2 separate regions of the Homo sapiens genome follow, and region 2 is linked to region 1. Evidence: chromatin contacts called from ENCODE Hi-C data. All regions are on one chromosome and are shown on one strand. Each heading gives the region's core, a stretch centred on a gene start or an enhancer-like site at or near the end of the contact. The rest is flanking DNA. Distances are from core to core; before and after follow the strand shown.

Region 1 (5,429 bases), core at 205-2,704:
AATACAAAAAAAAAAAGAAAAAAATTAGCTGGGCTTGGTGGCAGGCACCTGTAATTCCAGCTACTCGGGAGGCTGAGGCGGGAGAATCATTTGAACCTGGTTGCAGTGAGCCGAGATCATTCCATTGCACTCCAGCCTGGGCAACAAGGGTGAAACAGGGAGAGAGGGAGGGAGGGAGAGAGGGAGGGAGGGAGGGAAAGAAGGGGAAGAAGGAAGGAAGGAAGGAAGGACAGGAGGGAGGGAGGGGCAATGGGAGTGTTGGTCCTGATCCAGACCCCAAGAGAAGGTTCTTGGACTTTGTGTGAGAAAGAATTCAGGGTGAGTCCATAGAGTAAGGTGAAAGCAAGTTTATTAAGAAAGTAAAGAAATAAAAAAAAGGCTACTCCACAGGCAGAGCAGTGGCCTGGGCTGCTCAACTGATTATATTTATAATTAGTTCTTGTTCTTTGCTAAACAAGGGGAGGATTATCCACTAGTTTTCTGGGAAAGGGGTGGACAGTTCCCCGGAGCTGAGGGCTCCTCCCGCTTTTAGGCCATATAGGGTAACTTCCTGAGGTTGCCATGGCATTTGTAAATTGTCATGGCACTGGTGGGAATGTCTCTTAGCATGCTAATGTATTATAATTAGCATATAATGACAGTGAGGACAACCAGAGGTCACTTCCATCACCATCTTGGTTTCGGTGGGTTTTTGTGGCTTCTTTACCACATCCTTTCATCAGCAAGGTTTTTGTGACCTTGTGCTGACTTCTTATTTCATCCTGTGACTAAGAATGCCTAAACCTCCTGGGAATGCAGCCCAGTAGGTCTCAGCCTCACTTTACTCGGTCCCTATTCAAGATGGAGTCGCTCTGGTTCCAATGCCTCTGACAGGAGGCGGGAAAGGGAGAGAAGACTTTGTATTGGGTACAGTGTACAGCGCTTGGGTGATGGGTGCACCCAAATCCCAGAAATTACCACTAACGAATTTATCCATGTAACCAAGAACCACTTGTATCCCCAAAAACTATTGAAAAACATTTCATTTAAAGAAGAGACAGTTCTTTACCAAGAATTTACATCAAAACCATGTAAACTGTAGATCCACACTACATTGTTCTTTGTACCATGAATTCCAAAACCCTGAAGAAAATGGGTGAGGCAGCTATCAGGAACAAAGTGTCGTCAAATAGCTGCCCTGGACATGGGTGGGGAAGTGACTCAAGTTCCCACTCACGTCTCTCTGGGCCTAATAAATTTTGCGAACCTCACAGGGCTCACACTGCTCAGCTGTTTTTCTTTTCCCACATTCCAGATTTAGATAAGGAAGGAATCATTAACAGATTCAGAGTGGACCTGACCACCCCACAGTGCCCTTGCTTTGCTTTTGGCACAGGCAGTGTATCTCGTCTGGGGAAGGGAGAGGAGTGCATCCAGTCGGTTGACACAGGACCTCCCAACCCCAGTGCCCACGCGCGGTGTCTCCCTCTTCCTCTTCTGTGAAAAGCCACACCCCACCTTGGGCATGCCACCTGGCCGCCGGAACCCAAGTCTGCAGGGAGGGTCCAGAAAACGTGCGCCTTCCAAGTTTATCTTCCTTCAGGAGCCAGTTCTGTATTCTGTCCTCACTTGAGCTCCCTTCCAAGCTCCTACTAGATGTCCCCGAGGCAGAGAGATTGTTGATCACGCTCTGATATGCCTGGGGTGTAAACTTCAGAGACATGACAAGGTGCCTATGTGTTTTCTCACCAAGAACAGAATTTGACCTCGCCTATCAGAGAGTGCACGTGCACAGGAAGGGCGTGCTCCTGGAGAAGCACAGGCAGAAGACGTGAAAGCCGGAGCAGCAGAGGCTCTTCAGGACCCAAGGGGCTTCTGTCGGTTACACATTACCCTGGATAGACACTCCTCTTTTTATTTTTGATTTATTTCTTTATTTTGTTGAGACAGAGTCTCATTCTGTCACCCAGGCTGGAGTACAGTGGCGTGATCTTGGCTCCCTGCAACATTTGCCTCCTAGGCTCAAGTGATTCTCCTGCCTCAGCCTCCCAAATAGCTGGGATTACAGACGTGAGCCACCATGCTTAGCTAATTTTTTGAATTTTTAGTAGAGACGGGGTTTCACCATGTTGGCCAGGCTGATCTCAAACTCCCGACCTCAGGTGATCTGCCCACCTTGGCCTCCCAAAGTGCTGGGATTACAGGCGTGAGCCACCACGCCCAGCCGATATCCCTCTTTTTAAAAACATCATAACATAAAACTTATCATTTTAACTGTACATTTTTAAATAAATGTACCAGTTGAGTTGTGGTAAGTATATTCACATTGTTATGAAACAGATCTCCAGAACCTTTTCATCTTGCAAAACTGAAACTCCGTCCCCATTAAACAACTACTCCCCATTTTCCCTCCCCAAAGTCCCTGGCAACCACCATTCTACTTTTCTGCTTCTACGAATTTGGGCACTCACAATACCTCATGTAAGTAGGATCATGCAGTATTTGCTTTTTTGTAACTGATTTCCGAAGACTTAGAGCATGTCTTCATGAGTCCTTCATGCTGTAACATGGAACAAGATTGCCTTGCTCTCTGAGGCTGGATCATACTCCACTGTGCACACACCACATCTGGTTTACCCATTTATCTGTCAGGTTACTTGGGTTGCTTCTATTAATACCTTTGGCAATTGTGAGAAATGCAGCTATGCGCATGGGTGTACAAGTATCTCGCTGAGCCCCCGTTTTCAATTATTTTGGATATATACCCAGAAGTGGGATCACTGGATCACATGATAATTCTATTTTTAATTTTTTTTAGGAATTACCGTTCTGTTTTCCACAGTAGCTACGCCATTTTACGTTCTCACCAACAGTATATAAGAGTTTCAATTTCTCCACATCCTCACCAGCACTTGTTATTTTCTGGGCTGTGGTTGCTGTTATCGTTGTTTTTGGTAGTAGCCATCCTAACAGGTGTGAGGTGAGCTCTCATTGTGGTTTTGATTTGCATTTCCCTAATGATGAGTGACGTTGAGCATCTTTTCACATTCGTGTTGGCCGTCTGTACATCTTTGGAGAAATGTCTATTCAAGTTCTTTCCTAATGAGACCACTCTCTTTGACCACAGAAAATGAGACCAGGCAGGCCATAAATAATATCCAGTGATGTGCAGGAGCCAGCTTATATATAATGTGAAAACAAATAATTCAAAATCAAAGCTGTTGGAAACTGGAATTATTTTGAGTCTTAAAGGAATGTGCTTATGGGACCTTTAATCCCTCTCGCCTGGGGCGATAGGTGTGAGTCACTCCGCCTGGCCTTGAATAAACTCCTTTAAACTGGATTCTGATCCTTTCAATTATTTCAGGTTGCCAATAACCTCATCAAAATGAAAAAGTGGTGGGTGAGGTTGCTCACGCCTGCAAACTCAGCACCTCAGAGGCTGAGGTAGGCAAATCACTCGAGCTCAGGAGTTAAGACTGGCCTGGACAATGTGGTGAAACATCATCTCTACAAAAAATACTAAAAACAAATAAACAAACAAAAAAAATTAGCTGAGGGTGGTGGCACATGCCCTTGTTCCCAGCTACTCAAGAGGCTGAGGTGGGAGGATCACTTGAGCCTGACTGGTCAGGGCTGGAGTGAGCTGTGATCATACCACTGCACTCCAGGCCGGGAAACAGCATGAGACCTTGTTTCAGAAAAAAAAAAAAAAAAAACCCCAAAAAAAAAAAACACGACCAAAACAAAACCCACACTTTTGTGCCTCAAAAGACATTATCAAGAAAGTAAAAAGATGAGCTGGGTACAGTGGCATGTGCCTATATTCCCAGCGACTTGGGAAGCTGAGGCAGGAGAGATCAGGAGTTCAAGTCCAGCCTGGGCAATGGAGGTAGACTCCTTCTCTTAAAAAAAAAAAAAAAAAAAAAGTAAAAAGACAAGAGACTAGAAGAAAAATTTTTGCAAATCGTATATCTTATAAGGGTCTGGTATCCAGAATATATAAAGAACTCTTACAACTCAACAACAAAAGACAAACAACCAAATTCAAAATGCGCAAAACACTTGAATAGATTATTTTCTCCAAAGAAGATATGCAAATGACCAAGAAGCACATGAAAAGATACTTGGCATCATTACTCACTAGAGAAATGCAAATCAAAAACAAAATGAGGTATCACTTCACACATTAGGATGGCTATCATACTTAAAAAAAAAGGGAAATTAACTAGTGTTGGTGGTCAGGTGAGGTGGCTCACATCTATAATTCCAGCACTTTGGGGAGCTGAGGTGGGTGGATCGTTTTAGCCCAGGAGTTCAAGACCAGCCTGAACAACATGGCAAAACCCCACCTCTACTAAAAATACAAAAATTAGTCAGGTGTGTTGGTGCACACCTGTAATCCCAGCTACTTGGGAGGCCAAGGCACGAGAATTGCTTGAACCCAGGAGGTGGAGGTTGCAGTGAGCTGAGATTGCACCACTGCACCCCAGCCTGGGAGACAGAGCAAGACTCTGTCTCAAAAAAAATAAAATAAAACGAATGTTGTTTAGAATGTGGAGAAATTAGAACACTTGTACCTTGCCGATGGGAATGTAAAATGGTTCAGCTACTGAGGAAAAAACAGTTTGGTGGTTCCTCAAAAAGTTAAACATAGAATTACCATATGACCTAGCAATTCTACTCCTGGATATATACCCAAAAAGAATGAAAAACATGTACTCAAGCGAATACATGTACACATATGTTCGTAGCAGCAGTATTTACATAGCCAAAAGGGGGAAACAGCCAAAATGTCCATCAGTGGATGAACAGATAGGCAAATTGTGGCACATACACAATGGAATACTATACAGCTATAAGAAGAAATGAGCCAGGCACAGGGGTGCATGCCTGTAGTCCCAGCTCCCCAGGAGGCTGAGGTCGGAGGATTGCTTGAGTCCCAGAGTTCAAGTCTAGCCTTGGCAACATAGGGAGACCCTGTCTCTAAAAAAAAAACAGAAGTACTCATACGTGCTACATGAGCTTCAAAAACATGCTGAGTGAAAGAAGCCAGACAGAAAAAGGTTGCATATTGTACAATTCCATTTATGTGAAAGATACAGAATAGATAAATCCATAGAGAATGCAGATTGATGGTCTGGGGAAAGGCTCCTATGTTTTTGAACCTGCCCAGTTGTGGGTGCAATCTTGCACCAGGCAGCCCAACCCTGACCTAAAGTAAATTCCCAGAAGTCTTTCCTGGGTTTTGAATTTGCAGTAACAGCTGTGGGCATTCTAGCAGCAGTTCGATGATCATGTATGGTACTGCAAACAGGACAAAAAAAAAAAAAAATGCAGATTGGTGGCTGCCAGGGGCTGGGGGCAGGGGGAATGAGCAGTGACAGCTAATAGGCACCTTTTCCTTTTGGGGTGAAGAAATAGATGAAGTTATTCATTAATTGTGCAAC
Region 2 (5,417 bases), core at 2,248-4,747, 3.0 Mb after region 1:
TGAACTCATGTGGAGAAGAGCCGTTATGGACTGAACTGTGCCTGCTTCTCCCTGCCAAGTTCATGCCCCCCAAATTCATAGGTTGAAGCCCTAACCCCCAATGAGACAGGGCCTCTTTTTGGTTTTTGTTTTCATTTTTGTTTTTGTTTTTTTAAGACGAAGTCTTTCTCTGTCATCCAGGCTGGAGTGCAGTGGCATGATCTCGGCTCACTGCAACCTCCGCCTCCCGGGTTCAAATGATTCTCCTGCCTTGACCTCCCCAGAAGCTGGGATTATAGGCACGTGCCAACAAGCCCGGCTAATGTTTGTATTTTTAGTAGAGACAGGGTTTCACCATGTTGGTCAGGGTGGTCTCAAACTCCTGACCTTGTGATCCGCCCGCCTCGGCCTCCCAAAGTGTTGGGATTACAGGCGTGAGCCACCGCGCCTGGCCAAGACAGGACCTTTAAAAAGGTAATTAAGGTTAAGCGAGGTCCTAAGGGTGGGGCTTTCAGCTAATGGGATTATCACACTCCTAAGAAGAGAAAAGGACACCAGGAATGCACACGCAGAGAAAAGGCCCCTCAAGGACATAGCAAGAAGGTGATGTCCTCAAGTCAAGGAGCGAGACCTGAGGAAAAAGCAAATCTGCTGACACCTTACTCTCAGATTCACAGCCTTGAGAATGATAAGAAAATAAATTTCTGGGCTGGGCGTGGTGGCTCACTCCTGTAATCCCAGCACTTTGGGAGGCCAAGGCGGGTGGATCACCTGAGGTCAGGAGTTTGAGACCAGCCTGGCAACATGGTAAAACCCCGTCTCTACTAAAAATACAAAAATTAGCCAGGTGTGGTGGCACATGCCTGTAATCCTAGCTACTCGGGAGGCTGAGGCAGGATAATTGCTTGAACCCGGGAGACAGAAGCTGCAGTGAGCAAAGATTGTGCCATTGCACTCCAGCCTGGGTGACAAGAGTGAGACTTTGTCTCGAAAGAAAAAAAAAAAAGGAAATAAATTTCTGTTGCTTAAGCCCTCCAACGTGTGTTGTTCTGTTATACTCAGCCCTAGTGGACTAATACAGGGACTGCTATTGCAATGGCTGGTAGGCACCTAGGAGCTGCTGATCAATGATAGCCATGATTATTGTTTGCATAGCAAACAGTCTTGGAAGCTGGAGGTAGCATCTCCCACTGGGCTAGCGAGCAAATGTATTTACTTTCCAGGACAGTAAGGACTCCCTCCCGTCCCCTAGGGAGATGGCTATTCCAGGGTGATAAAGACAATGTCTTCTCAGGACAGAGGTTGAATAGGTTTGCCAGCAGCCCCTAATGAGATTGGGGGTCTCCCATGGTGTGTGCTCAGCACCAGCCTGGGCTGGTTCCTCACCCTACGTGAAGGGATGTTAAGGGCAAGGGCAAGGGCAAGCAATGCAAATTCAGTGCTCATGCTATGTGCAGGGCTGCAGGTAGTAGACCCTCATTTTATTTTTTCTAGACAGGGTCTTGCTGTGTCACCCAGGCTGGAGGGCAGTGGTGCGATCATGGCTCACTACAGCCTCGACCTCCTGGGCTCAGGCCGTCCTCCCACCTCAGTCCCCCGAGTAGCTGGGACTACAGGAGTATGCCACCACACCCGGCTAATTTTTTTTTTTTTTTTTTGTAGAGATGAGGAGTCTCACTTTGTTGCCCAGGATGGGCAGCTCCTGGGCTCAAGGGATCTGCCCACCTTGGCCTCCCAAATTGCTGGGATTATAGGCATGAGCCACCCTGCCCGGCCAGTAGTAAACCCTTTAAATCTAGCTGGGCTCATTGTCTCCTTAGCATCTGAATCTATCAGAATGTGGCAAGCCGAACTAATTGCTTGAAAAATTATTATTATTTTGAGACTGAATCTCTCTCTATTGCCCAGGCCGGAGTGCAGTGGCACAATCTCGGCTCACTGCAACCTCTGCCTCCCAGGTTCAAGCAATTCTCCTGCCTCAGCCTCCTGATTAGCTGGGAATACAGGTGCCCACCACCACACCCAGCTAATTTTTTTATATTTTTATTAGAAACGGCGTTTCACCATGTTGGCCAGGCTGGTTTCAAACTCCTGACCTTAAGTAATCCACCTGCCTCAGCCTCCCAAAGTGCTAGGATTACAGGGGTAAGCCACCGTGCCCAGCCTATTATTATTTTTAATTTGAGATGGTTATATTCTTTTTTTTTTTTTTGAGATGGAGTCTCGCTCTGCAGTGGCGCAATCTCAGCTCACTGCAACCTCTGCCTCCTGGGTTCAAGCGATTCTCCTGCCTCAGCCTCCCGATTAGCTGGGATTACAGGCACCCACCACCACTCCCAGCTAATTTTTTTTTTTGCATTTTTAGTAGAGACGGGGTTTCACCATGTTGGCAAGGCTGGTCTCGAACTCCTGACCTTAAGTGATCAGCCCGCCTCGGCCTCCCAAAGTGCTGGGATTACAGGCGTGAACCACTGTGCCCGGCCTGCTCTATTTATTAATTCAATAAATATTTATTATGCCAAGCCCTGGTAATAAAGCATTGAGAAACTAGCATTGAGAAACTCCCTGCCCTCAGGGAGCTTGCCTTCTCAAGTCCAGAGCCTCCAGGGGGCTGCGTGAACCAGGTGCAAATACAGTGAGGCTTTGTGCTCCGGCATCTGAGGCCCAGGAGACCTGGGGGCCTGGAGGCAAAATGGTGGCCTCATTTGTCCTGTGGCCGGGCCCTGACTAGATGGCCACAAATTTAGAATAGATCCCTGTCTTTGTGGTATTATAGCTGGGTATCCTGGAGCTTCCTGTGCCAAGCATTTAGCATCTCAGATCTTTGCATAAGTCTGTGATGTCAGTGCCATTGTTATTTCCATTTGATGGATAAGAAAGGCAAGGCCCAGGGTGGTTAACCAGCTGGCTCCAAGTTGCTCAGCTGTGGCTGCAGTAAGAGGTGGGATTTGAACCCAGCTTTCTCTGACTTTACCAAATGCTTTTTTCCCCCAACACCTGGATACCTCTAATTACATTTTATTAATACAGCTTTTTTTTTTTTTTGTTTTTAAACAGAGTCTCACTCTGTCACCCAGCCTGGAGTGCAGTGGTGCAATCCTAGCTCACTGCAGCCTCGATTTCCTGGGTTTAAGCAATTCTCCCGCCTCAGCCTCCCAGGCAGCTGGGACCGCAGGTGAGCACTGTATTAGTCCTACATACCTGGCTAATTAATACTAGGATTTAAAAAAAAAAGTTTGAAGCAATGATCACATAAAAAATGTTTTCTGTGTGCTGCTTATTTTGACCTGAGTTCTGAGGAAGGCGATGGGACCAGCTGCCACAAGGCGAAGCTGCCTTGCCACCTGGGGCCTTGCAGGGTTGAGCCCCGAGCACAGGGGCCCTGGTAGTTGAGCTCTGCCTGACCTGGTCATTCTGAAATCAGGGGCCCCTCCCAGGAAGGCTGCGGGCCCAGGAGAGCAGCGAGGCAGGCTCAGAATTGGGGCTTGAGATGACTCATCTGTGGCTATTTATTACCCGTCTCCATTTCTCGGTCTGATTGGGCTGCTCATGGCCAAGCCTCCCTCCCTGTTGGTGCTGAGTAAGCAGCCTGGACCCGTCCTGCCCCTCTGGCCTCATCTGGAGCTCTCTCCTTTCCCTGTCAGTAACCCTCGGGCCCCCCTGGGGCCACTGAAAGTTCCCCCAGCCACCCTCAGCGAGCTCTTCCCAGCAGTCCCACTCTTTGCTGTTCTCACCCCTTTCTCCCCAGCCTGCTCCTTCTTTCAGGTCTCAGCTTGAGCCTCACCTCTGCCAGGAAGCCCTCACTGACCACTGCATCCACCCCACCACAGTCTGGGTAGGTGGCCGCTGACAGGTGCTCCTAAAGCCCCTGCCCTCCCTCAGTAGTCCCTCCTCACCCCAGCTGAAGGCAACGTCACTCTTCCAGTTTCCCAGGCCAAACCTTTGCCTCATTCTCGCACACATCCAATCCTTCAGTAAATCCCATCCCCAAAGTTCACCCCTAATCCGGCCCCTTCCCTCTCCCACAGCTCCCTCCTGGCCCCAGCCTCCACCCCCTCCACCCTGGATGCTTCAGTTGCCCCTGCCTGCTCTCCCCTCTCTCGTCCTCCCCCTCTTTTCCTGGGCCATCTATTTCCCACGCAACAGCCGGAGTGACCCGGACAACCCAAGTCAGGCCATGCCCCTCCCTGATCCAAACTCCTAGTGGCTCCCATCCCTCTGAGGGCAAAAGCCTTGTTCACTGATGAACCCCAGCACCTATCCTGGGGCCTGGTACCCATATGCCTGTAGAAGTGTTTGTTTAAATGAATATTAATCCATGGCGTTGCCTCTTAAGCAGGGATGTGTTCCTTTCGTCCAAGCGTTCTTGCTCCTATAGGCACATTAGACACTGCAGCAAGAGCAGGTCTCATAGGAGTGGTCCTGGCAGAGCCCCAGGTCTTGCTGGGCACCAGGTCTGCTTGACAGACCACACAGGCCTGGATGGTCAAGTGCTGGTCCCTGGAGTACAAGGAAGGGACCCCAGGGGTCAGTGTCTACCCATATCCGTAGATGCTATCAACAGGTTCTTTTTTTTTTTCTTTTTCTTTTTTTTTAGAGTCAGGGCCAGGCTGACTGTTATTCAGGCTGGAGTGCAGTGGCATAATCATGGCTCACTACAGCCTTGAACTCCTGGGCTCAAGCAATCTTCCCACCTCAGCCTCCTGAGTAGCTTGGACCGCAGGTGTGCGCCATGACGCCCGGCCGCCACCAATATGTTCTTTCCTTGGCTCAGTTCAATGGCCCCTGCAGAGCCGGAAGGCCTGGCTCAGAAAGAACCCTGGCGCCTGTGCAGTGTCAGTGCAAGCCAAGGCAGTGGCTGCTGTTTCCACTGCCAAGCATGAGAGTGGGACGCCAGCCAGTGGCCGGGCTCAGGCCCCAAGGAAACACAAGGTGGGCTGCTGCTTTGGGGACGTTGTTTGGAGTCACTTGAAATGCAAGAGTGACCCCCAGAACACACAGGCCCCCCAGGAGGTGGATGTGGGGTAGACAGCACAGGCCATTTCTTGCTAAGCATTTATTTCCACACTATCTCCTTGGACAGATAACAGGATTGTTTTCAGGTAATAGGTAGATAAGCTGGCCGGGCATTGGGGATGATGGATGCTGAGTCTGGGAGGCAAGTGTGTGCTCACACAGATGTGTACGTGTGTGTGCATGTGTGTGTGCCTATGTGTACGTGTGTGTGCATGTGTGTGTGCATATGTGTATGTGTGTGTGTGCAGCACTGAAACAGGCCGCTGACCGCTCCCAAAGCCCTGATGTTCCATCAGCCTCTGCAGTCACAGCCAAGCAGACCCTTGAGACCCCTGCCATCTGCCTCCCTTGCCAGAGTCTGAAAGCTTGGGGTCAAGGCTTTGCTCCCCTGGTGACAGGCCTGGAAAAGGAAAATGATAGCA

The links. A loop is a pair of places that touch in the nucleus more often than their neighbours do. Pooled maps may share reads with other maps.
Region 2: a map with no recorded cell type shows a loop between it and region 1 (12-fold over the local background). The contact joins two enhancer-like sites. A Hi-C loop is called at or near these places in 1 of 37 single-sample maps with no recorded cell type and 3 of 50 pooled maps.

Annotation. Positions count from the first base shown.
Region 1 is chr1:9,077,582-9,083,010 of GRCh38, forward strand. It overlaps a transcript of SLC2A5 not described here and LOC124900441. Among named protein-coding and RNA genes, the nearest start is that of SLC2A5, 11 kb to the left of the region's middle. Within about 2 kb of position 1,455, at least 6 of the 41 ENCODE cell types and tissues checked have a DNase peak (open chromatin) inside an H3K27ac peak, as active enhancers do.
Region 2 is chr1:12,048,699-12,054,115 of GRCh38, forward strand. No RefSeq gene overlaps it. Among named protein-coding and RNA genes, the nearest start is that of TNFRSF8, 12 kb to the right of the region's middle. RefSeq lists enhancers at 3,471-3,620, 3,661-3,750, 3,761-3,820, 4,496-4,545. Within about 2 kb of position 3,498, at least 12 of the 41 ENCODE cell types and tissues checked have a DNase peak (open chromatin) inside an H3K27ac peak, as active enhancers do.